Linked DNA regions of Homo sapiens: region 1 is linked to region 2. Evidence: chromatin loops called from intact Hi-C (ENCODE). Cell type or tissue: chondrocyte. All regions are shown on one strand. Links, peaks and the distances in the headings refer to the core of each region. The heading gives the core; the rest is flanking DNA. Region 1 overlaps XPR1 (xenotropic and polytropic retrovirus receptor 1). Region 2 has its middle 32 kb from the start of LINC01732.

What was found. Peaks named below come from ENCODE experiments on the same cell type or tissue, not always from the same donor. Only the 100,000 strongest peaks of a DNase experiment are listed, where the experiment ranks them.
Region 1: a loop joins it to region 2, with 2.1 times the contacts of the local background. A loop is called at or near these places in 16 of 110 quality-filtered maps.

The regions. Positions count from the first base shown.
Region 1 is chr1:180,633,084-180,638,463 of GRCh38, forward strand. All of the region lies in intron 1 of XPR1 (xenotropic and polytropic retrovirus receptor 1), which reads left to right. Among named protein-coding and RNA genes, the nearest start is that of XPR1, 3.8 kb to the left of the region's middle. In chondrocyte, for the core only: CTCF peaks have their summits at 3,222 and 3,425; no DNase peak of the experiment used is centred there.
Region 2 is chr1:181,140,227-181,145,606 of GRCh38, forward strand. No RefSeq gene overlaps it. Among named protein-coding and RNA genes, the nearest start is that of LINC01732, 32 kb to the right of the region's middle. RefSeq lists enhancers at 896-1,396, 1,306-1,385, 1,397-1,897 and a cis regulatory region at 1,201-1,750. In chondrocyte, for the core only: a CTCF peak has its summit at 2,426 (motif pointing left); a DNase peak (open chromatin) is centred at 2,394.

The sequences.
Region 1 (5,380 bases), core at 191-5,190, 510 kb before region 2:
ATACCTTACCTGTGTATTACAGAAATCATGCTCCCCATTCCCTCCCAATTTCTGTGCTAACACTGCTGGAAGGTATTTAATAGATAATAAGGAACCTTACATTAATAAAGGGAAAAATAAAGATAATGAACCCATTTATATGTTCAGAAGACAAGATACCTAAGAGGCTTTAAGCATTGCAATAGGTTATTCTCAGTAGCTGGCAATTCAGCTCCTGGATAGAGAAAGACAGACTTATCTGTAACCTCCAGGAATTCACATCTGTTTTGTGTGCAGGAACAAAGAATATAAAATCAATATGAACACACATAACTTAGCTAGATTTTATGAATTAAACTATTTTAGTTCTCCATTTAATTTTTATATAAGTTTAGTGATAGGAGGTTTGGGCAATAGCAGTGAGTGTATTTATTCATATAGCCATTGTAATAATTGAAGAAGACAGGGAAAGAGATGCAGGTAGGTTAAACGGAATCTTGAATATTGTGAAATAAATTCACTTGCAACCTAGAGTATTTCATTATTGCTAGAAATGAAAGGCCTATAATTATTAATGCTTTATTGTCACTCAATTTCTTACAGTATTTTGTGGCCATGTTTTGTAAGAATGAGTGAAATAAGGGACTAACATTTCAGCCTGCAGAGTTGATTTATTGTTTCTAATAACATTTAGTTTTAAAACCTTGGCTAGAATCCAAGTGATGGTTTTTATTGAAAGAAGGGTATTGGTCTTTCATCTTTCTAGTAGTAATTTTCAGCACCACTGCCAGTTCTTCACAGAGGCACAGGATAGGAGCATGCTGAAGCACATCTTATATTTGTTATGTAGCATGGAATGCTTTGGGCAGAAGTAATAGTGGCTGGATGTATGCCATGATTCATTTTAGGTATTTCGACACTTAACTATTTCATGGAATTGTATTAATTTGCAATATCTGGGGCTGGAAGGAGAAGCATACGATTTAGTTTGAAAATGCAACCCTCTTAATTTGTAATGTCAGTTTTGTGGCTGGAGAACCACATTGATTCTGGGACTCCTCATTCACATAGTCCACTTGGATACTGTTCCTAAATGTTTACTGTAGGTTGGTCACAGAGGGGCAAAATTCCTGAGATTATGTTGTGTCTGCATTATCTTTCTCAGGGCAGTTATAAATTATGTTTTGAAAAATTCGTTTATTGTGGATAATTGAAATTTGATTCTGCGGAGAGTTCCTACTATATGGCTCCTGTCCTAGATAAACTCATTGTTTGGTAGACAAAATTAAATGAGGCGCACTTTTCTTTGTAAGTTGGAATCAACCAATATTTTATAGGGTTGGAATCTTGTTTTGTGTGTTGTTTCTGAAGAGTTGGTGCTATTCCTTTAAAAGTAATAGAGAGATGTAAATAAGAGTCTTTAGAGTCCAGGAATTTTAGCAGTTTAAAACTTTGGGGAAAAAGGACATCCATAAAAATTCTCTAGAGAAAAGGACCTTTTCATAATGAATTAAATTGTAGTTTCTCATATGAAGATGATGCTCTTAAAATGCTATCAGTAGAACAGATGCTGGGATTTGTTTTTCAAGCACTGGTGGTGAAATTTTTGTATTTTACCCTTGGTTTCTAGCCTAGGGTGCTTTCTAGTATCGTGAATCAATGTGAACTGTTCAGCTTCTTTGGTTTTTGTGTCATTTTGCTATATTAAATATTACTTGAAATAAGCAGAGAATTAGAATCTGAAAATTTTGTTTTACATCTGTAATTATATTTAATTATATATAATATGTATATATTGTAGCACAGTAAATACTAGTTTTTGTATGTGTTAGCCATGAGACCTGGGGACAATCTTTTTTGCCTTTCCCGGGCTCGCTCTTCTTCCATAAAGTAAGTATATAGGGCCAGAGCTTTTCAAGGTCCATTATAGGTCATGTTTTTGATTTAACTTTTAATGGCTTTTATTCCTTGAACTGATAAAATTATTAATGATAATAACCCATCAATATCCTGAAAATTATTATGTTTTTTAATTTAAAAATAAGTTGTGGTGTTCATAGATTCAGTCTTCATAGGCAGAATAATAAAGCATAAAATAACAGACCAACATGGAGAAGCCATATAAAGAAAATCTCTTCAATCCATTTGTAAGTAGTTTGTGCAAAGAATAAACACAAACAAGCCGAGACTATTCCTGTTTCCAGTAATCTGTTTGAGTATAAATTTTGACATGTAAAATAGAACACCGGTAAATCTTTGTAAGAGCTTTTTTAAAATTTAGAATTAGTGACTATATATTTTAAAGCTCTGCAATTGATTAATCAAAATTAACTGAGACTGGTTTCAACCAAATAGACTAATATGACCATGTTAATATTTTGCAGAATATTAGCAGAAGAAGCAAATATATTTGGTGCCTTAGGCTGCTGACTTTCCCTAGGGCCTTGTGTTTCTTTGGTTTCTCAGGACCCAGGAATGATTTTTTTCAGTGTATCCTTTGTTTTGTAATAAAATAACAAGGTTTCTAAATTACAGGATTTTAGAGCTAAAAGGGAATTTAAAGATTATCTACCTTGTTTTTCCAGGCAAGGAAACTAAGGTCCAGAGGGGTTAAGCCACTTGTTTAGGAATATGTGTATATGTCTCTTGAGCATGTGTAAGCATTGAGAGTCCGGTCACACTGTGTGATCCTGATGAAACCATTTCTTCTTTTAGCTAAGAAACATCTGAGTTTCTTTAATGTTAGAGAATTGGACTTGATTTCTAAGCTCACAACCCCCGTATTATTTAAGGACTCATCCAGCTCTAAAATTCTGTGTTTTTAAATGGTTTTATTATGTTTGGTATATGAAGAGGACAGAACTTAACAGGAGTATTAATAGCATCCTTTAAAATTAATAATATCCTTTCAAAAATTTTTGATATTTTGATCTGTGAATAAGATGTTAACCCAGTGAAACTCTCTTATTTAACTTAAAAAGGGATGACGATGAATTAATTTTTTATTGCAGGATTTTGGAAAGGAGAGGTTCTGCATGAACTACACTTCCATTATATTCAGGTATAAGGAGACATTACCATAACATTATTAACGATTTTCATTTATAGAACTCTCCCATGGGAACACTTGTGTTACAGGCTTCAGTTTCCCAAAGGTATTATGTTGATTAGGTAGGTTTAACTTGAGTTGCTGCAACTTGTTTGAAATATCCAGTTTGGCCACCCGATGGGGCACAAACCACACTTTTTCTTTCAGACACTTTTGTAAATCAAAGTATAGTATAGTGTGTTTAAGATAACACTTGTAAATGATTGCGTCAATGAGATGGTTGGCATTTACAAATGTTTCTTAAGTGAGTGAATGAATGTTGTAAAGACAGGAAGCTATAACTATTCTTTATCATCTTTAAGTGTGTCAGCGTGAGTATGCTGGAAAGATTATACTTGTCCGTTTATCCTGAAGGTTGGTTTTGGATCAGCTTTTGGGTGAAGGCCCAGATCATAAGAACCTAAGAATCTTATTTGACCTGGGGTGACCATGGAAACTTAGTCCTAGCTTCAAATTCAGTCCTAATCTGGGAAGCATTTAAGAGAATGATTGAGTTGTGCTGGGTAAGGATTTCAGGTATATTTGAGTTGTAGGCCCCAAAGGAGTGTGCCCAAAACTCCCATGGAGTAAAGAGAAGACAGTATTAGAAAAGTAAGGGGGCTGGACACGGTGGCTCACGCCTGTAATCCCAGCACTTTGGGAGGCCGAGGCAGGCGGATCACTTGAGGTCAAGAGATTGAGACCATTCTGGCCAACATGGTGAAACCCCATCTCTACTAAAAATACAAAAATTAGCTGAGTGTGGTGGTGCATGCCTGTAGTCCCACCTACGCGGGAGACTGAGGCAGGAGAATCGATTGAACCGGGGAGGCGGAGGTTGCAGTGAGCTGAGATTGTGCCACTGCACTCCAGCCTGGCAACAGAGTAAGACTTCATCTCAAAAAAAAAAAAAAAAAAAAAGGAAAAGTAAGGGAAGACAGAACTGTTAATTTTACTTATTTTTATGCATAAGAAAAGGAAGAAATACAATTTTACTAGTATTTAATAAATGGATTGATGCAGTACCCCTGCTAAGGAGGTCATGCACAGGTATACTGAAGAAAACAGAAGGATTGCCAGTGGCTTTTTCACTTGTTTGTTCGCTTTGGCAGATAATCATTAATCCAGTTATGGGTGCATAATTAAATGAATCTATAAATTATTATCTAGTTTTAGCCAAATCAACCGCTAGGAAATAGACATGTCTTAAAAAGACTCCTGTAAAGATTCCATAACAGTAATACCAATAATGCAAGCACAAGTGAACAACAAGAAAATGACAACAGAGCTGAGGTTTCTCCTTCTAGTACTAGCTTTTTGGCAGCCAAATTACAGATAAAAACAATAACACTTTAGTAGACTTGACAAGAAGTTCGCCAAAAATTTAAAAATTATTAAGCTAATTCTTTTTTCTTTTTCCTGAGACGGAGTCTTGCTCTGTCACCCAGGCTGGAGTGCAGTGGCCTGATCTCAGCTCACTACAACCTCCGTCTCCCAGGTTCAAGCCATTCTTGTGCCTCAGCTTCCCAAGTAGCTGGCATTACAGGCGCGCGCAACTACATCCAGCTAATTTTTGTATTTTTAGTAGAGACAGGGCTTCACCATGTTGGCCAGGCTGGTCTCGAACTACTGTTCTCACGTGATCCGCCTGCCTCAGCCTCCCAAAGTGCTGGGATTACAGGCATGAGCCACCACTCCTGGCCTAAGCTAACTCTTTGAAGTAAGGTTTTACATCTACTGTCAGTCACAATGAACTTGACTGTAAGTGTATATATTATGAGTATTCTGCCTTTGTAAGGTCTGTTTTTTCAGTTTATAGCCATTAATTAAGTTTCAAAATCAAATGAATCCTGAACTTTGAACTGGACCTTTGAAACACTGTATCATAAAATGTTAAATGAAGGTTTTATTTATTTAAAAAACTTTTTTGTTTTTTTAATGAAGATTAAAAAAATGAAACTTTTCAGTTATGTTCTCTCAAAGCATTGTTATTGATAATTTCTTAGATCAAAAATATTTTTGTACTGTTCATAAATGAAAGGTAGAAATTATTTCATCCTTGTGTCATCTTTTTAAAACTTCTATTTTAAACAATTTTGTTTTACATTGTACACAGATACAGATGGGTATAATTAATAAATAAATATGCATATATTGGAGATACATAATAAAACTTTTTTTAAATAGGGATTTGACATAATAAAAGTTTGGAAGACTTTGCCCAACTTGTACAGATTAACCACAGCTGGTTTGTGGGTTGCCTGGTATTGAGGTGGCCTTTGGGAATGAGAGAGTGTCAGACTTCACCAGGGT
Region 2 (5,380 bases), core at 254-5,253:
TTTAGGGGTGACACTGCTTAGGTTCTGTATGTTCCCAAGAGGAGACCCAATGCATGGATGTTATAGGGAGAGAGTTCAGCTCCAAAACCACTAGAACCATCTAATAATTCTAAACCGGCATGGGCTGAACCAGGACACTTCCTGGATATGGAGCATCCAAGCAGAAGCCAGAACACTGCTATGCAGGAGAGGCAGATGTCTGCCGGGTCATGGACCTGGACAACCTTCAACATTTCTTCCAACCTTAAGATTTTGTGAATCGCTGAATGAAATTCTAATTTTAAAGTTTCTGACTCAGAGGCAGAGGAGGCTCCTATTTTGAGTCAGAGTACCCAAATGCAAAGATCCCAGCTCCTTGGAGACAGACGGACCTGGCTTCTGAGACTGGCTTTGTCACTCACTAGTTGTGTGCCCTGGAGAACTTCCTTTCCCTTTCTGAATTGCAGTGTTCTCAGCTGGAAGATGGAGATATTTACCTGGCAGGGTGTTGTTGGCATTAAGTGAATCAATGTAGTAAACATGGCCAATTGTGTGTGTGCACACGTGTGTGTGTGTATGTGTGTGTGTGTGTTAGTGGGGGTAGGAGGAGTATAGGATGTTTGCCATGCTAGAAAATCGTATTATTGCCTACTGGTTAATTTTCTTTTTCCTAAGACCAGCTTACAGAGCAATGGAACACTGAGTTTAATGAAAAGATGAAACAGATGCTGATGTGGTGTGGACAGATACTGGTTTGAATCCTCTTAGCAGAGAAGGGAAAGTTCTGATATGGGGAAGATGGGGGAGGCACCTGTGACTATGCTGGAGGAAAGGGCAAGAGGAAGTCACCCCCTGAGGGCCACAGGTGGATACCCTCTGGTGCTGTACCTGGGCTTCTGGCCATGGGATGAGTTGAGCTGTGTGGTGCTCACTGTCTTTCCGGAAAGGAATGGGCCTGGACCGATCTGCCTCCCCCCATGACTATCTGCAGGTGACACCAGATCTGCAGTGACCTTCAGCTATGAAGTGGGCACAGGTTTCCTTTTAGCCCTCCCCACCTCGGCTTTCTGCACTTGTTCCTGCCAGCCCCCACTCCCTCTTACTTCATTCCTAATTCCTTCCTCCATCACATTTTTTCCCTTAGAAGCTCATGTACATAAGGAGGTATGAAGGACTGGTAAAGCTACAAGCCCGACCTCTACCAGGGATGCTTGCATTTCAACTCTCAGCCACTGCCATTCTCCACTGGGGGCCTCTCTCCCACAGTGTGAGAGTGTGGGTGGGCGTGGTGCAGCTGGCACCATGCTGATGTCTGTCTCTTTGCAAAGCTGACCTACCCTGGGTCAGGTCCTGGCTGCCTTGAGTACTGGGAGAGGGTGGTGAAAAACAGGCCCAAAGCTCTGTGGGGAGCAGCCCCTTCTCCCCTGGCCTTTGGCTAGGAGGAAGTGAGTGGGTCCTGCCTTGGGGCCTCCACTTCCGGGGCCTCGAGGGCTGAGGCTGACTCGATGATTCCTGGAAGGTGATGATGTCATGGTGACATAGCAGTTCCCCTCCCCAGCCAAAGTCAATAGGAGAGTGGGTGATGAGTGTCTCTCATTGGCACAGAGGCCCGAGGCTCTCAGGAATGACCAAGTCCACTGGCTTGTCCAGGCCACTTAACACCACATTCATCAATAGCTCCCTTCCTCAAATTCCTACAGCTCTGATCATCTGTCCCTTCGGCGATCCCATATTCTGGACTTCCAGGGCAGGCTTGATTGATTTTAAACGTTCTGCCCCTTTGTTTTTCCACGTCAACAAATTCACAAATCATAGAAATTCATCCCAGGTTGGCCTGTGCATCCTGGGGCTTTGGGGACACGGAGCCACCAGGCTTTCTCAGAAACAGAGCATGATCATGTGTACCCTTGCATCCCAGCTTCACATCTGCATGTCTTTTCAACAATATTAATAGCTTCTTTAGAATCAGCATCTGTGTCTGTTTCTTTTGTTTTCTCCAGGACTCCTCGAAGGGGCTGAGTGTGTGGGAAAATCTAAAAATGCTTATGGGGAGGGGGAGGTTAAGCTCCCCTTCTTGTCCTTGTCAAGGGCTCTCTCCCACTACTTCACTGGGGGTGAAAGGCGCATCCGCAACAAGGGCCCCGTGAGTTCATAAGGAGATGTCTTCTGCTTCTCTCACCCGTGCTTATTAAAAGGTAACCTAGTCCCGGTGTGGGTTTGGGAAAAACGCTGCTGGACTTGCGCGGGTCGGGGTTGCTTTTGGATAGCCACTCCCTGCACTCTTGTTTACCAAAGACCTGACTCTCTGACAGACTGCGTCAGACCCGCATGGAGTAAAATGGATCCTTTGTCAGCTGGAGTCTGAATTGAAACGCCTTCTCTGCGGCCCTCCCCAGACCGACCCCAGCGTTTTACAAGGGAGCCCTGGCGTTGCCTTACGCTGCCCGATGCTGCCCCCTGCAGGCGGCTCGCAGACACAGCCCGCTCCGCTGGGTGTGGAGGCTCAGCCTGTCCCACACAAATGGGTTTTCATCACCTAGAGTTGTCAGAGCAGCTAATAGCGCATGAACAGGAAGAAAATTAGGCTTCTCTAAGTGAATTGGGTGTTGAAAGACACTGAGATAAATGGTGGAGGCAGTGAGAATGACTGATGGTGTTTCAAGTCTGAAGTAATAAGTTGGGGAGGTGAGGGTTGGGGGTGGGAGGAGAAGGAACTAGTGTTTACAGTGACCATGTGATTTAAATCTGGGCTCACAACAGCCTCAGAGGCAAATGCTCTGAACTCCTGTTTAATGGATGGTGAAGTCGAGTCTTAGAGAAAAATTAAATAACTGCCCAAGATTATACAGCAATAAATGGCAGACCCAGGACTTGAACTCAGTGACCCCAGGCCTCTGTGACATCTGCTGTCCCGCCACCCCACCATAAGAGATCATCGTCCTGCCTGGAGGAAGATCCCTTTGTTTATGGGATGAACTGGGTTTTTTGGAATGAAGGGGAAACTTCAACAGGGAATTCTCTTCACTAAGACAGTTTGTAGCTGTAGCCTCTGTCATGTGATATGAGGGGTGTTTGGCAGATCTCCCTGCCTGAAAACATCTCCCCAACTTGCTCATCACATTGCCTGGAATTTTGCTAAAAGAGAGTCCTTCCTTTGATTAAGATTGGCTAAGTGGTACTCCTGTTAAATGAAAATGCAATTCCTGTGGGGGAGTCACAGGTTAAACCTTTAAATCTTAATTCAACCTCAGTGGAGATTAGCTCATCAGGTTGCTTCATCCCTGTGATAGAGAATGAAGGGTGTGGGGAAATTGGAGGACAGGGGGTGTGCCAAAATCTAATTTTATTACTAAATGTCTCAGAGACTCCTCAAACTGTACCAAATGAAACTCTTTATCTTCTCTCCCACACTCTCCCTTCTTGGACATTAAACAGGCTCAGAAATCCCTGCAGTGTCCCTCTCTCCTCCATCTGATGGTCACTGGGTCCTCCCCAGCCTGCCTCTGAAGTGGTGCCTGAATCTCCACCGTGCACCCTCACTCTGTGGTGTGCTCAGGCCCTCGTCAGTGTGTTTCTGCCCCTGAGACTTTACCCTTTAATCAAACCTCAGTGCAGCAGCAAATGAGAGCTTTTGAAAACATGAATCGGAGGATGCTGCATTTCCTCCTAAAATCTTCCTCAGTGCCTTAAAGAAAAGTGCCAATTCCTCAGTATTTTATACTTAGGAGAGTGTTCCCATCCTTCTCTCTTGCCTCTCCTCTGTACCTCTCATTACCACCCTCCTTCACCCCATTCCCCAGCCTGGTCATCTCATTCATAGCTCCATGCTTTTGTGCTTTGTTTTTGTCAGGAAAGCCCTTCTCCTTCAGTGGTCAGCTAACTACTCCTCCATGAAGCCATCCCTGATTCCTACTCCAGCCCCCAAGGAAGAGGTAAGTTTTTATGTCACCCCTCACTAAGCCCACACACATGAATGAATGGATGAGTAAACGAAGCTCAGCTGATGAGTGGACTATCCAGTTCAAAAGATGAGGTTGTTTCTGAAATGAATATAAACCAAACTGTGGCTACGTTTTTGAAGGTTGCTGCTATGATGCACTGAATGTGTCTGTGTGTGCATTGGTGGGATACAAAGACTCTGTTAGGGTAAATAATTTGATGGGCCTTGAACTTACACAAGCAGACTAGTTTCAGAACATTGCCATGGAGACGAATGAGGACTCAAGCAGCAGGGTACCACTTAGGCAATGACAGATTTTACAGAAAATGGGCTTAGATACACCTTTCTTGTCAAAAAATCTCCTAGCTAATGGGGAGAGTGCTTCAAGGCAGAATAAAAGCTTGCACCCTCAATGAACAAAAAGCTCCTGAAGTTAGAAAACCAGGAAGTAGCAGGTCAGGAAGAAGATAAATTCTTAGCGATAGACTGAAAGACAAATGGCCAAAGAGGATGTTGGGGCCATGCCATGATGTTAGATGGAGTTCAGCATATTATATTAGAAAATAAACAAAGGATGAAGATGTTTCAAATGTATCTTTATATGTTCTGTTGCGTGAAGTGAGGAAGCTGTTCCCTTGGTCCTTGGCAAACTGTTAAATCATTTATGTATTTATTTATTTATTTGAGATAGAGTCTCACTCTGTTGCCCAGGCTGGAGTGCAGTGGCGCAATTTTGGCTCACTGCAACCTCTGCCTTCTGGGTTCAAGCGATTCTCCTGTCTCAGCCTCCTGAGTGGCTGGGATTACAGGCACCCGCCACGATGCCAGGGCCATTTTTGTATTTTTAGTAGAGACGGGGATTTCACCATGTTGGCCAAGCTGGTCTTGAACTCCTGACCTCAAGTGATCTGCCTGCTTTGGCCTCCCAAAGTGCTGGGATTAGAGGCATGAGCCACCACACCTGGCCATGTTAAATCATTTATTACAGAACTAGGACTATATAATCTCCTACATAGCCACCATAGAACCTTTCAAGTCAGGGCTTGCACTTGGACACATCTGCCATCCAATCCACAGACCCCATTCAAAATTTTCAAGCTGTCCCAACAATGTCTCTTTTTCCTTTCTAGTCCAAGATCATATCCAGGAATACAAGTTGCATGGTTCTTGTGCCTCTTTAGTTTTCTCCAATTTGAAACAGTTTCTTAGTCTTTCCCTGTCTTTCATGTCATCGACTGTTTTAAAGAGTACAAACCTTTCATTCTGCAGGACGTCCCTGGGTCTGTCTAATGTCCTGGTGTCCAGACTTGGGTCATGCTCCCTTGATAAGAACACCACAGAAATGATGCTATTCTCATTTCAGCAAATTGCATGGGGTGGAAGGAGGAGACATAGGATGTCAATCCATTCCACAACTGGAACTGTTTATTTTGATCACCAGTCACGTACCAACGTTTGTCT